Regions from separate parts of the Homo sapiens genome. Here region 2 is linked to region 1. A link is a contact called in ENCODE Hi-C or POLR2A ChIA-PET data. All regions are on one chromosome and are shown on one strand. Each heading gives the region's core, a stretch centred on a gene start or an enhancer-like site at or near the end of the contact. The rest is flanking DNA. Distances are from core to core; before and after follow the strand shown.

What was found. A loop is a pair of places that touch in the nucleus more often than their neighbours do. ChIA-PET counts read pairs that join two places held with the same protein, here RNA polymerase II (POLR2A). Pooled maps may share reads with other maps.
Region 2: a loop to region 1 is called in a map of PC-9, with 9 times the contacts of the local background. The contact joins the enhancer-like site here to the promoter of LINC01802 in region 1. A Hi-C loop is called at or near these places in 5 of 168 maps with a recorded cell type or tissue (IMR-90, MCF 10A, PC-3 and 2 more) and 3 of 50 pooled maps. POLR2A ChIA-PET finds 5 or more read pairs at or near these places in 2 of 52 experiments (AG04450 and MCF 10A).

What each region holds. Positions count from the first base shown.
Region 1 is chr2:207,256,752-207,264,499 of GRCh38, forward strand. It overlaps LINC01802 (long intergenic non-protein coding RNA 1802), which reads left to right and starts at 3,694. Exons shown (of 3, transcript NR_146973.1): 1 at 3,694-3,816.
Region 2 is chr2:207,389,882-207,397,629 of GRCh38, forward strand. No RefSeq gene overlaps it. Among named protein-coding and RNA genes, the nearest start is that of MIR1302-4, 120 kb to the left of the region's middle. RefSeq lists an enhancer at 4,503-5,702. Within about 2 kb of position 4,395, at least 5 of the 41 ENCODE cell types and tissues checked have a DNase peak (open chromatin) inside an H3K27ac peak, as active enhancers do; they include IMR-90, PC-3, PC-9 and 1 more, where a contact is called at or near this core.

The sequences.
Region 1 (7,748 bases), core at 2,444-4,943:
TTGGAAATGAACAATGAAGAAGTGTGGTCCTGAGCTGACCACCTTCCTGCATTTGTCCTTTGTTTCCTCATTTTTCTACCCTCCTCCCCTAAAAAAAGGTTATTTACAAATGTATCCCCTGACATACACGCAAGCAATTTACATGGCAGCCACACCGCCTGCAAGGGGCTGAGCTACATGCAAGCTATGTGGCCTCTCAACTGCCTGTAAGGACACATGGGACTTCCCTAGTGGTCCTGAAAGCCGTTCTCTAGAAAGACCCTGTGCATGTGGCAGGGGGAAGGGGAGAGCAGGCAGTGCCGAGGGTGGGAAGGGCGGGAGGCAGAGCCTTGTTATCCAAGCTGTGAAAGCGCGTGTGTCAGTGAGAAAGCATGTGTGTTCTGAAACCGACAGCACCGGATGGAAGCTGATTAAAAAGTGTAGGGGAGCAGCTCCCCCAGGAGAAGTCTTTTTCACCTTACCAAGCTGGGCGGGAGTGGGGACTCTCAGACCCCTGGGAACAGTGGAGAAAGGAGAGTGGGAGAAGGAACTTTCCCAAAGACAAGACAGTGGGTGCAGCAGGTAGAAGGGCAGTGGGTGGAGAGGATAGAACATAAAGAAACGCCTCCAAAAGAAAGGACCAAGAGATACGGAGATATTTCTGGGAAGCCTAGGGAGCCCCATGGCCTATTTCCTTTTCCTTCTGCTCTTTCACTGTAGCTATAAATATTTATCTTATGAAGAAGCATCCTCCCTCCCCACCCCAGAGGGATTTATTTAAAGCCCACACCATCACGATCATGCAAATATTTGCTGAGTGCTATTGTATAGGGTCCTCTGTGAGGACACAGAAGATCGTTTACCTTCTCACCTTCCAATGCCTTGTAAAACACTTATGGTGTGCCAAGCACCATGCTGCCCCTTATTTTGTTAGCTTTCTCCTTTTAGCCACCCCCTCAGGTACACAGAGCTGGTAGCATGAGGCCCATTCTACAGAGAGCTGGAGCTCCGGGAAAGGGCTAGCGGATGGCACAGTCATGGCTGACACTATTTCCACCAGACACCCTGCTCCCTGGGGGTTTACACACAGGAGGTCTAGCTGCTTAGACATTAGGTTATCACCTATTAAGCAAATGGAGAAGCAAAACTTCAGAATTTCTGGAAGGGTCTGACCCATCTGGTCACCAGACCCTGCCCACAGTGCTGACTATCCCTGCTATTCTTCTGGTCTTGAATTGTCAATGAACGCTTTTATGTGCAATTGTACACCTCCCCAGCCCACCACCACCACATCGGATTGCAACTCCTCCTGGCCAGGAGCTGAGTCTGGGGAGCTTTTGTGTTTCCTGACAAGGCTAAGAGGAAAGGCTTGCAGAGAACAAATTCAAATTTTCTGGTTGATTGCAAGCACACTTTCAGTCTCTTAAAACGAGAAACCCTACCCCAGCCACCTTTATTTCCAAATCCTCACGTTGAGGCTGGTGTCTGCCGTGGTGGTTCTCCCAGGATGGTAGCTGTGTCTGCATTCCTTTGGGTTGTTTTTTGGGCGTATGTGCATATGTGTGTGCACACATGTGTGTGTCTCAGACTGTATTGTTACATGCCCTTCTTCGAGGGTTTTTCTCTACGAGGCTCCCTGCTGACAAGCAGGACATGCACAATGGCAAAAGTGCTTTTTCTCTTAGACCAATGAGAATTCATAATCCACTTCCTACAGAAGCCCAGAAAGGGAACCAAACAAGCAGCCCTCTTCTCCCCCAGCATCCTGAGTCATGTCACAAATATTCTACACTCTTTTCTTCTAATTTATGTTGCTACAACTTCAAGGTCATTGGGAAGCTAGGAAAGAATTGGCCCTGCCTGGGGGAGGCTTTTGCACCCAGCACACAGCATTCTAACTGCCCCTGCTTCACTGCCAAGAAGGGAAGGTGTGGTTCACTTTGTCCTTATTTGACCAGAGGCTAGGCATGGAATGCTGCCTCAGTGCCTGGACTGTAAACTCCTGAGGCGGTCATAAATAGGCACTCGGCCTGGTATGGCTTCTTGGCTAAACATTTGCACAGTAACACAAATGAGGCAGCAGACATGAGTCAGGAGGGAGAAATCAGCTCAAGAAGGGGTGGGGGCTGGAGCTTAGGCTTCTCAAGCCTTTGAGATGATGCTTTAGCCAGAGATACTCAGCTGAGCCTCCAGGGACAGACTGCGGGCCCTCCCCCATGCACTGCACCACCTGCCAGATACATTTGCAAAGCAGCTTGTAAGACCAGCTAAGTAAAGAGCTACTTGTCCATACTCCATGCATGAGGCCAACAAGGACCTTGTGTGTTTCTGAAAGGGGCAATAAAAAGACATTAATTATTTTATCCAGATTGAACATTCACAGTTTCATCCAAGGTTATATACAAGCTGAGAACTTAAAGCTCAGGGATGATACTGACCCTGCAAGGTTAAGTCTGGTAGAAATATGAAAAGATAATAGTTATATCATTCCAGTGATCATTGTTAAGTGCTCAGTGATCAGTGGATCACCAGATTTATCCTTGCTTCCCAGAGACAGGGTGCCAGTGGCTGGTGGCCAGAAGTTTTTAAGCCCACACAGCATGTTTCCTATTCTCTGCTGGGGACAATGAAAGGGAGAGCCTCTCCCAGCTGCTACATGCCACCCTCTAAAGATCAGAAATAAAGTATGTGCTGAAGAAATGAATGGATTATTTCCTTTATTCATTCACAATAAAACACAGTGCTGCCCCGATATTGTGTTTCTCCATAGTAAGTCTGCCTCCCTCTGCTCCTGTTTAACAATTACGGTTTGCTAGGACTGCAAAGACCACAGATTGGGTGGCTTAAACAACAGAAATTTATTATCTCACAGTTCTGGAGGCTAGAAGCCCAAGATGAAGATGTCAGCAGGGGTGGTTGCTTCTAAGGGTGTCTCTCTTTGGCTTGCAGATGATCACCTTCCTGTGACATCTTCACAGGTCTTCCATCTTCACAGGTCTTCCCTCTGTGTCTGTCTACATCCTAACTTCTTCTTACAAGGACACCAGATATCATGGACACCATGGATTAGGGCCCACCCATATGAGATCATTTCATTTTCCCTCTTTAAAGACCCTATTTCTAAATGCAACCACATCTCGAGGTGCAGGGAGTTAGGACTTTAACACATAACACAATTCATTCCAATAACAACAATTATAATTTTTTGGTGTCACAGGGCCAAATAGCTTAGTCCCCTCCTCTCTGTGTCTGCATAAACATTTTGGCAAACGCAAATACTGCCCCTGACACAGACAGACACAGGATCTGCCCTTACCATGTCTGCCCACACCCTCTCTCCAAAAAAGGCTCTATCAAATAATTCCATGGCGTTTCAGGTTGTAACAACAGAAAAAAAGGTCTTTTTCTTTACGTATGAATTTTCTAGTCAGTCTTTCTACTGCTGAAGGAAAGGGGCAGTGACAATGCCTTGCCCTTTGTTCATTTATTCCTACCACCTGATTCACTTGTTTTGGTATGAAGGCAGCTTCTGTCTGGCTGTCTCATTATCAACATCACATGTGAGCAGTTTATTTTGGTAATAGAATGAGGTTTCATTTATTTTGAACATAAACTGAGATTCAGCATTTCACCAGCCCAAGTTGTAGGAAAAACTCCAAGTGGCAGGGTTATACCTGGTTCTCTTCATCCTGCGTCTTTCCTCCACCAGGTAACCCCAGATCCCATGAGGTGGCAGTGTCACCATTGCCCCAGCCCAGAGTCATTTCAAGGAGGAGCAGGTCACTTCCTGATTCCCAAAGCATCTGCCTGTACCATTGAAAACTTATTCCTGCTCAGGTAAGTCCTAACTATCCGTCCAGCCCCACACAGCCCTTTTCAAGAGCAGGAATGCTGAGCTCATGGGATGAATTTTGGTCCCATAACTACAGAATAGTTAAATGGGTAAGCATCAAGAAAGAACACACCTGTGATATTTTTGATGCTTTAAAAACTCTCATTTAAAATGTCCTGTCCCTCAACCCATGTTGAGTGTGTGTGTTTTGTTTTTTGAAATACTCCTCTGAGCTCAGCACACTAGAGACATGACAAATTTGGTGTTTTGAACCATATGCCCGTTTGAATTGTAGAGATGCACATTGGTTAGGTTTTTAGAGCACCTTCTGGTAAATTAAGTCAGAGGTAGATATCAATGCTGGTATATACTCAAGCAGACAAGGAAAATTAATTGCAAGAATGGGGCGGGAAAATATCTTCCATTTATCTTCTTCCTATTTCAAAATTCAAACCTACATTTCTAGAGATTTAAAGATATGACGATAAGGAAGTTTTAATTGGCCAAGATTTGAAGCTAAAGAGGCTAACCTCAAGGAATTAGTATTATTTGTTTATCTACTACTTATGGGGTATAGAGCTGTATACTGAGTCATAGTTAGACATGTAAATCTCTATCGTCCAGGATCACATCATCAGAGTAAAGAGACCAAAGATGCTTGAAACTGTAACAATGGAAAGCAGGAAAACCTGATCAGTTCCAACTGGGCAGGATGGACATTCCGTTTGGGGTTCAGAGTGGGAATGATCACTGCAGTGAAGGGGTCTCAGAGGAGGTGACATTTGAATTTGGATTAGGGGCTTGGAGTGGGAGAATGATATGCCAAAACTGTTGTCAGGGGTGAGTTCCCTAGCACAGGGCACAGGATGTGCGGGGGCAGGTGGGGAGCAAGCTTGGGAGGCAAGCTTATAGACCCTTGCCACGGCCCAGGCACAAGGCAATTCACACGGGAGCTGAGGTATGGCAGTGGTGAGTAGAGGCAGAGATGGGTGGGTAGAGGAAGAGACAGCATCTGTGAAGAAGAATAAGCAGAGCTTTGAGTCTACCGACTGTGAGGAACAGAGGACAGGGACCAGGGTCCTGACCACCGACCAGCTTTCAAAGGAAGACGGCTGCCCACGGGGAAGGTCTGGCTCCTAGACCTTCTTCCTAGCTGGGCAGCTGTCTCAGCTCCCTCTACTTCTCACATGCTCTTAAAATAGCAGAACTGTCCAGCATGCTGGGCTTTCCAGTGGAGTCCAGGCCACCCCAAGAATATAGCCCTGCCCTCTGAACAGGTAGGAAGAATGTTCAGGGCACAGGTATGAATTATCCAGGGGCAGTTGTCAAACAAAAAGTCCCAGAGCTCCCTCTGGCTTCAACCCCAAAGCAAGATCTCCATTCCAACTGTACTCAATCAAGTGGACATAGTCCAGCTATGACTGGGATCATTTGGACTTCATATCACATATCTTTGTCCCCTTTTGGATATTGTCGTGATTTTTTTTGTCGGCCCCTGTTACGCATCTATTGTCTTCATTCCCCTTTTCCAATATCCCTTATTTCTATTTGAATTTCTCATATGATCCTGGGACTTACGTGGTCTAGGTGAGGTTAATCAGGCATTCCATCCACCTGTTCTTGTTGACATATTTAAGCTTCTGGTTCAAATGTCACCTGAAGCCAGATACCTCTAAACTTTTCATTTATATGAAATAACTTCCCTTTATTGTTTGAGCTAGTTTGAGCTCGGTACCCTCTGCTTGCACGTAAAAAGTCCCTGACGTGGCCCAGTGTGGTGGCTCATGCTTGTAATTTAAGCACTTTGGGAGGCTGAGGTGGGTGGATCACCTGAGGTCAGGAGTTCAAGAACAGCCTGGCCAACAAGGTGAAACCCCATTTCTACTAAAAATACAAAATTAGCTGAGCATGGTGGTGCACACCTGTAATCCCAGCTACTTGGGAGGCTGAGGCAGGAGAATCACTTGAACCCTGGAGGCAGAGGTTACGTTGAGCCAAGATAGTGCCATTGCACTCCAGCCTGGGCAAAAAGAGTGAAACTCCGTCTCAAAAAGTCCCTGATGCAGGCTCCTTGTTTAATTATGTTATTGTAGAAAGGGCTCTGGGAAGGAAGACAGAACATGGTCACTCCAGGCCCTACTCTGGCATGAACCGGGCCTGTGTCCTTTGTCAAAGCTCTGTATCTCTCTGGGCTTCAGTTTCTTCATCTTAATGTGATGAGTTGTTCAAGCCAGTTGTTAGTGATCCTTCTAGCATTGGCATTCTGACTCACAACACCCCTGTATATTGAGACTCTAGTGAGTTTGGCCATGCACCTCATGATCTGCCTCAGTCTGACTCCACGCCGTGGCCTATGAATACCAGGTAGACTGCCACCACCAAAGACACTGAGGAATTAAATGTGGTACCAGATTTGAACACATGTAGACATGAATGGACAGTAGCATGCACATAGGTTGGATAGTTAGAGTGTTTTCTTTTCTTTTTTTAGGGCAGAGAGGACATTGGCAAGCATGAGAAAGGCATGGGCTGGGGTCAATATGTCTAAAATGTCACTTTTAGACATATTGATCTGGGCTGAATAAAAGATAACCAAAAAAGAAGGATCCAACTCACTGTGGGAGATTTCACACTTAAAGGGAGGTTCTCAAACTTGAATTAGCATCATAATAGCCAGGTAATTTTGAGATGGGTAAGGATAAACAGAGAGCCAGAAATAGAGAGAAAAACCTACCTGGAGATGTTCAGCTGGAGGCAGTGACACAGCTGTGAGAGCTGAAACTGGGGACCAAATTATATCCCTGGGGATGTGGGGAGGAAGAAGATTGGAGCCTTAGGGACTTGAATGTCAGAGACAACCACGTTTTGTAAGGAAGAGAAAAGGAAAAGGAAAGGCCATTAGAAGGTAAAGGAGGAGGTCAGGCATGGTGGCTCACGCCTGTAATCCCAGCTTTTAGGGAGGCAGAGGCGGGAGGATAGCTTAAGCCCAGGAGTTCAAGACCTGCCTGGACAATATAGTGAGACCCCCATTCTCTATGAAAAGGAAAAAAAAAAAAAAAGACAGAAGGTAAAGGAGGAAAGAGAAGGGAAGTAAGTTTTGCAGTTACTGCTCACACATGGAAACCCATGAGTGTGAGTGTTAGGAAAGCCAGGGAGGAAAAGAACAGTGTAGAAGAGGCATCCTTGGGCTGATATCATGGAGCAATTTTCCCATTGTCCAAGGAATGGGCAGAAGAGAGGTAAGAAAGCCAAGCTCAGGTCAGGGCAGCAGCACCCAGTCTGTGGCACTCCCAGGATGGACGGGTCCTTCCTGGATGGGTCTTTCACATTATAGACTGTAGTAGTTACTTTTGATGCCCTGCATGGTGCCACTTCCCTCAAGTCAGATCCACACTGCCAACACCTATCCCAAGCTTGCTACTAAAGTTCTCTGTTTTGCCGCCTCAGGGCTTCTCTGAAGCTCTGGGAGCTTCACACAGGGAAAACGCAGACAGCCAGAGAAGTTAAGTCAATTTCCTCCTGTCTCCAACCACTGAGAGTCAATGGATCGACACTCCACCCCCACTCTGTATGCCTACGGCAGAGATCTCCATGCACCTGTGTGTTAGTTTTTCCTCCTCCCCTGCCTCAGTTTCCCATGCCCTCACTTTTGCTTCCTAGGGTCACCTCCCAAATAAAACACCTGCATTCAGTTCTTGACTGAGGCTGTGTTTTCAGAAGAACCTAGACCAAGAGAGAGATGAGCTAGCCTCAGTGGTGGCAAACCAAGAAATGGTGGCAGAAGCATGAGTGCACATTCCCTTTAAAGCCCCAGAACACTAAGTAAATGGAAAAGATCTCTGCAATGACCAAAGACTGAGCTGTATCCAGTGGGGCAGACAGAGATGCTACTCTGGATAGGATCCAAAGGCCCTCAGCTGTAAATTTCCCTTGGCAG
Region 2 (7,748 bases), core at 3,145-5,644, 130 kb after region 1:
TCCCCACGGGTCAAACCACTGGGGCTGGTTGGACCAGTTGAGGGTGTTTTAGGCTGTGCAAATCCTCTATGGAGGTATCCACGACAGGTTGCAATCCCAACAGCACCATCACCTGAGCAGCTAATTCAGGGAGGATTCCCCAGACTTTAACCCAACAAATCTTTAACTGGCCTTCTCCTGGTTCTGGAGAATGTCCTAATTTTCTTTAGCTGGACGTTTCATATTAATCACCATACCAGTATTCTTTCTCTAGCCTTCAACCTGGTTTCTCCAACTAACTCTGATCTTTAAACTATGCTTTGGGCCCCTACCCTATACTTCTCTCACCTTCTCCAGCACAGAAGTCTCATCTTCCTATCATGGATCCACTCAATCCAGCTGATGTGCATCTTTCATCCTAGATAACAGATTAGGATGTCATAGAAACCTTTTGCATTTATTCACCCATCAATGCCACTGCTTCCAAGAGTCTGATAAAATTCAAGTTAATAAAGGTTTGGGGTGAAGGGCTATTTTACACAGACTACAAGCAGTTCTCACTTTGCATGGTTCTATGTTAACTGAATTGTGTGCATATTGGCACTGTGTCCTCTCTTTTGCACAATTCCATGGTAACAATCTCAGCTGCCACTGAACCATGTAAAATGATGACACAGTTCTGCTACGCACACAATTCAGTCGACATGGTACCATGGAAAGTGAGAACTGCCTGTATTCTGATTTGATTAATAGTCTCATGGCAAAAGATTATTCCATATAATGGTACATACAACACACCAAGGGTTTCCCTGTTCTGTTCAACTCCCTCCTTGAGTCTTAGAGCTTTCTTCAGCATCAGAAATTAGAGAGGTTGATAAGTGGCAGGGCTGGGACATATCTCAGGCTACCTTTCCTTGCTCACTTATCCTGTCAATTTTCATTGTTACCCTCTTATTGTCATCAAGTTTATGGGAGAAAAAGATGGCATCATATTACGGCATAATTAGGATAATAAACGGGAGCTGTGGTTTGTTTTTGGACTGATTCCACTTGGGTAGCACACATAATCACCTCTAGCTGACTGCTTGATGATTGACTTTGACAAAGTGGTATTATTTACTGCTAATGGATGAGATAATGATTTATTACTAATTGCTCTCTTTTTCCACAATTTTTATATTATGTTAAATGAAGGATTACAGTTGGGGTAATAAATATTCACTGGAAAAAAATGTCTAGCAGCAGAGTTCATGAAACTAGACCCTAAAGAGAGGAGCCATTTCAATACTCAAGACCAGACTTTAGAAAAAACTGTAAACTAAATAGCATATCACTATTTCTCTCTCCCACCTCTTCTGCCAACTGCTACTTCGTGCCTTCAGGAGTTTCTACCCCACTCCAAGTTCTTAAATTACCTCCCTCCACCTACCCTATGTTTCATTCATCCTCTCTCCCGATAAGATCTTAGTGAAAACTCAGGTCAAAGAGCTTAACTTGTAACACAGCACCTCCCCTGAGTAATTTTGGAGTTCAAGAGTCTTCTGGAGAAAAAAGGAGAAGAAAACAAAGCTCTTTCTAGATGAGAACTGAAGATGGGATTAAGATTCATTTCTTTCCAGAAACATGAGTATGTAGAGAAAGATTTAGGGTAATAGAGGTGAAGGTAATTAGATATAAATGGGGGGCCTTAACTCTTATAAACAGTGGTGAAAGCTCTGGGGCAAGATGGGGGCTGTATTAACCAGTTAATTGCACCCCTTGTGGAAGAGGGACAGATGCAGGCCAGAGTGCTCCTAACTGGAGTGGGACTTGACAAGCTGATGTGAAATGTGAAAGAATGCAAGTGCTGATACTGGATTTAGAAGAAGGGTGTGGATAGAGAATGGTACTCATTAACCAAACCCTTGAATACAAGGTTAGGAGAGGGAATCTGAGATTAAGCTAAGCTGAACAAGAAACAGACTGAAAGCCCCTTGAGGCCAGGAACCACCTTTTTACACTTCTTTATAATCTCCACAATGCCTAGCACAGTGCCCGAAGCATAGAGAATACCCTGAAACTGTTTGTTGACTGCTTTTTGGCAGACAGACTAAAGCAGTAAAAAGCAACATTCTCTCCATGCAGATCAATTAATAACTATTTTTTTTTTAAGTTTCCAGACCACATTTGTAATAGATGCTATATACTTTTATTATCAGGAGATGCAATATCATCGACTTAAGCCTTATTCTTTTATCTGCCTTTCACTCGAGGTTTTCATCACAGGCTAAAATTTTATATATTTTATAATTATCATACACAGCAGTATCTGATTTTAATGTTGTACCCTTGATCAAATTTTATTGTTGAGTAAGTTGCTTTTGAAGATGGTTTATGTTATTTTTCCTTGACTGAACTTGCAGATCTCTTATTGCTAAATGTGATTTCTTTTAGCATCTTAATATTATATATTTTGATTTGAATTCTATTTCAGATTCCAAATCTGAAATACATGAATTGCTTTATTAAGCAATATAATGTAAAATGAATTTAATAATGTTTTAAATTTTATGGAAAGTTTATGTGCCATTACTGGGTTGTCAGCAGAAGGGGCCACCCATCCCCATCCCAGTCCTTAGGATTCACCCAGACAAGCCTGGACTCCAGCAGTAGACATAGTGGTAGAGCACAGACATTGCCATGGTCCACATGTACAACAGAGCTGAAGAAGTGATATGTGACTTGGATCCTGAAGGATGAGTAGGAGTTAACCTGGCAAAGAAGAGAAGGTAGAATATTCTAGATAGAAAATAAACTGCTTTTCAAGGCAGAAAGGCTCACAGAAGACAGAGTGGGGAATAATGAAAAGGTCAGTATAACAAGAATGTAGGGTGAGTGAGAATACAAAGGAAGAAAATTTGGCTAATGAAATTATTTAGAGCTAAACCGTGCTAAGAATTTACATGGACAAATTTTAACCTATGGGCAACTGAAGGCTCTGAGCCATAAGAAGGAAAGTAATATGTTTATATCAGTATTTTAGAAAACTAACAGTAACACAATATAGAGGATAGAGTTGAAAAAGAAGGCGCTGAAGAGACCAGTTGGGAGTTATCCTACTGAAAAAGGAGGTATAGTATCCAGAGATAAGTGGATGGTCTCCAGGAATAATTCAGGAGTAGACTCAACATGACTTATAACTTATGAGATACATGAGCAAGACAGAAAGAAATGACCCCAACATTTCTAATTCAACCCTGAGCATATATGAGAAATTTTATGTTAAAGTGTTCTATATTTTTTAAAACTTTTGCTCTTTCAGACTTTGTCTTCTAAAGAACTTTGGGCTAAATGGAGTAAAGAACACCATAAAGGAGAAAAATTGACATCGTTTGAGCACCTACTAAGCGTCGGCTTTAAGCTAAACACTCATATTTATTCCTCACAAAGGCCCTGTGAAGATTATCACTGTTTTTGTATGGATTGAGAAACTGATGACGCACAGAAAAAAAGTAACAACCTGCCCAAGGTCACACAGCTGACAAATGGCAGACCCAAAAAATTCAAACTCAGGACTTTTGGCTTTGAAACAAATATTTGTTTCATTGTCTAATGTTGCCTCGCAGTAGAATAAAATATATGCTCATAAAACTCCATATTTTTGCCAGTAATTTCATCAATAAGAATTCAAAAGGGCTTTGAATTTCCACCCTGGAAATAATAAGGAAAAGGAATTAAGAAGTCATTCTGAAATTCTGAGCACACACAAAACTCTAACGCCTCAAGTTCCATTAGCAGCTTTAAAACTGGCTGGTGGAGCAGACATTAGAATTGCTTTGCATTGGTTTATTTGTATTCCCCGGTAGTGTTATTAGTGGCAATAAGAATTACTTGCAAGCAAAATGTACCACTTGTAATGCAGATTCACATTTAGTCAGGAAAAGACTATTTAAAAAATTCCAAAAGACTAAGTACATTTTAAAATAATTTGCACAGAAGGATTTCTAACAGGATATAGATTGGTTGGTTAGTTGGTTGACTAGATTAAGATATACCACCAGGTTCTTCCAGGATGGTACAATGAGGATTTAATGCAGAAGAAATGGTTGATTTTACTGGTTGAATGATTGATCAGCACAACTGAACCTTAGTGATTGAAAATGTAAAGTGGCACTGGTGTTCCTATACCAACTCTTCTTCACTGATATGAACCCAGGACCAAAAGATTTTATCCGTTCATTTAATAAATATGTATTTAGTGACATATATGTGCCAGTCAGGTTTTGTGTGCTGGACATATAGACAGCAGAGAGCAAGACAGTCAGGCATGGAGTTTACATTACACAGATGGCGAGTAGGGGCAGAGTAGACAATAACCGAGTTAAAAAGCACAGATAATTCCAGATAGTTGATTCATGTTGTAAAGACAACTAAACCTGGTGATGTGTCTGTATTGCATAGTCAGGAAGGGCTCCTGAGGGGATGGCATTTGAACTGAGGCTTGAGTGTTAAAGAGAAATACCCAGGCAAAGGTCTGGGAACAATAACTTTCCAGGCAGAAGGGAGAGAACACAAAAGTCCTAAGTCAAGGATGAGTCTGAGGTTACAGAAGGAAGGAGGCCAGTGTGACTGGACCATAGCCAGGGAAAGGGGTTGCGAGGAGGTTAGAAAGGAGGGCAAGGGCAAGTCATGGGGGGGCTGGAAGACCATGTGCAGCAGGATGGCTAGCTGGCTGGCCACCAAGGATTCAGACTGCCCTCCATAGCGCTTTTCACTGCCTAGAGAGCATCTCCCTGACAGAGACTACATTTCTCACTCCCCCCACTAGCTTCTAGGGAAGTTCATGTGACTCTTAACTGAAATTAAGGCTGTTGAGACAGAAATAATTTGTGAGGGTCCCCCCGGGAAGACAGGCCAACAAAGTTGTGTGTGTGCCAGAGGCTGCTACAAGCTGGAAGGCTTTTATGGGAAAGTTTAGAAGAAGGGAGGAGGACTCCTTATACCAGAGTTGTCCTGTTCAGTGGAGGCTACAATACAGAGGTTACAATCATTGGCTGCAGGTGACATCATACAGGCTAAAATGTGCTACGTGCAAGACAATCAGTAAAACTTCATGATTCAGAAACAAATCAGCAAAACTTCGTGATTCAGAAACACATCAGCATCCTTTTCACTGTCAGTAGGATACGTATTAATCAGTGTGTTAACAGTTTGAAGAACTCACAATAAGATTCTTCACTCAGGACAGGATATACTCCATGAATCATAAGACCTCCCCCGGGGTGGGGTGGTAATTTGGAAGCCTGCCAAATGTGGCCTGTAGGTTATCATGACCAGTTCTCATCTGTGGAATGTGAGTTGCTGTAATGGGGTCATATTAATGTTACAGCAGTTAAAAAATGGGTGTGCCTTTTCCATTCTCTCTTCCTCCATCTGCCAGCTGGATGTAGAAGGCTCTGAGGCCATAGCAGACGACACGATCACAAGAAGAAAAAACCTGGGTCCCTGAATCACCATGTGGAGGAAAATTGCTCAAAACCAGGGACACGTGCACCAAACTATTACCTGAGCCAGGGATATGTTTTCATGTGTGAAGGAAGCACTGAACATTAGAGTTGTATTCACCACCACAGCCAGTATCACCTTAACTAACATGCCACAATAAGGAACTTGGATTTTATTCTAAGTGCAAGCAAATGCCACTGGAAGGTTTTAGGGAGAGGAGGAAAGTGAAGTGGTTTAGGTGTTGAAAGACCACTGTGGTTGCTATGCAGAGCCTAGGGGCAAAAGAAGCTGAGAGAACACTGAAGCGGTTTCTGCCTTAATCCATGGAAGGACTGGCAGATTGGTGAAACAGAGGAGGTGGAGAGGAATGAAGTAATCTGAGATCAACTTTGAAAGCTGAGCCAAGGATTTTCTAGCTGATTGGATGTCAAAGGTGAGGGAAAGAAAAGAGTCATAGGAGACTCCTGGTTTGTGGCTTGGTGTCATTTCATCTGGTAGGAAAGCCTGAGGAGCAGACTCAAGGGAGATATTCTGAGTTTAGTTTTGGTGGTGTTATGCTCACTGTTCATAAGAAACCTTAATCTATTATCTAGTGGTTGTGCAAATATATATATGTAAACACATACACATATATATAGCCTAAGAGAAACATCTAGTAACTTCTTTTACAACCAGTGAAGACAGAATACTACACCATGGAATACTATGCAGCCATAAAAAATGATGAGTTCATGTCCTTAGTAGGGACATGGATGAAACTGGAAATCATCATTCTCAGTAAACTATCGCAAGAACAAAAAACCAAACACCACATATTCTCACTCATAGGTGGGAACTGAACAATGAGATCACATGGACACAGGAAGGGGAATATTACACTCTGGTGACTGTTGTGGGGTGGGGGGAGGGGGGAGGGATAGCATCGGGAGATATACCTAATGCTAGATGACGAGTTAGTGGGTGCAGCGCACCAGCATGGCACATGTATACATATGTAACTAACCTGCACAATGTGCACATGTACCCTAAAACTTAAAGTATAATTAAAAAAAAAAAGAACACGCACATAATTAAAGTCACTGATCATTAGCTTTTCATTACTAAAAGTATAGCAACATTAAATAACAAAATTAAAGGCTGAATGAATTGTATGATGAATCTGTGAATGACGAAGTTCTGTGTCTAACAACACTGTTGTCAGTGCAAATATTGAATCAGATATATTTTAAAAACCAGTTACCATTCTTTAAGCTTCCTTTTCAACTCACACCGACATGAATGTATATTATCCAAATGTGGCAAACTATTCGAGGCTTGAAGGACTTTAAAGATTACCCAGTGAAATCTTCTCAATTTAAAAATTATACAACCAAGTCCCATATAAAAATGCTTTGTCTAAGGTTACAAACCTGAGCAGTTCACCTGATATGAAGCTCTGTGCGAGTTAATCCAATTCTCAGCATTAAGATATCTCAAAAACATATGAGAAATCAGAATCGCTTAAGCCAAGAATTGCACACAATATGATTCTCTTTATAGCAGGTTTTCTTCACTAAAGAATATTTCAATGTAAATATTAACTGTTCAACCAAAAGAGGTGTCAACATGAAGAATACTGAACTCAAATATTATTCAACAAGTCTACACTCTAATATTTACCTATCTAATTTTGTAATCATATGTTTTGAATTTGGTGGTAAAAGGTATGATATTAGAATAAGAAAGGAATAAACATCTGGGCTTTGGAAATGCCTTGCTTCACCTATAAGGATCACGCAGAAGAATCTGGAAAAAACATTGAAGGAATGTGTGTAGTTATACTTTATTTTTCACTAAGGGAACATGAGACATTTAGTGCCACAAATTGTTTTTGTATCATGACATGGTGTTAACTGAGACTTCATCTGACATCTCCAAGACTAAAACCAGAAGAGTTACATGTCCCATATTTCAAAGACCCTCCTTGCAGGACTAGCGAGGTAAGAAGTGGCCCGAACTGGTCTGGGAATCTTAGCCCATCATTCACAGCCTGCTGCACACAAGAGAGAAGATTCTTCAGAGAAATTCATGGGAGTGGGTTTTCCAGTCTCCATTTCCATGGAAAAGGAAAGGAGGGTGGTCTGCCTCCCCCAATTCCCCACAAACCCTCCCAGTCAAGTGGAAGGGGCTTCAACACAACCCCTTGCATTGGAGAGACCAGCATCTTAGTCCACTAGGAAATGATCTTAGGAGATGGAGCAAGAAAGAGTCCTTGAGAGAACCTGGACTGCCCTCCAAGATAATAA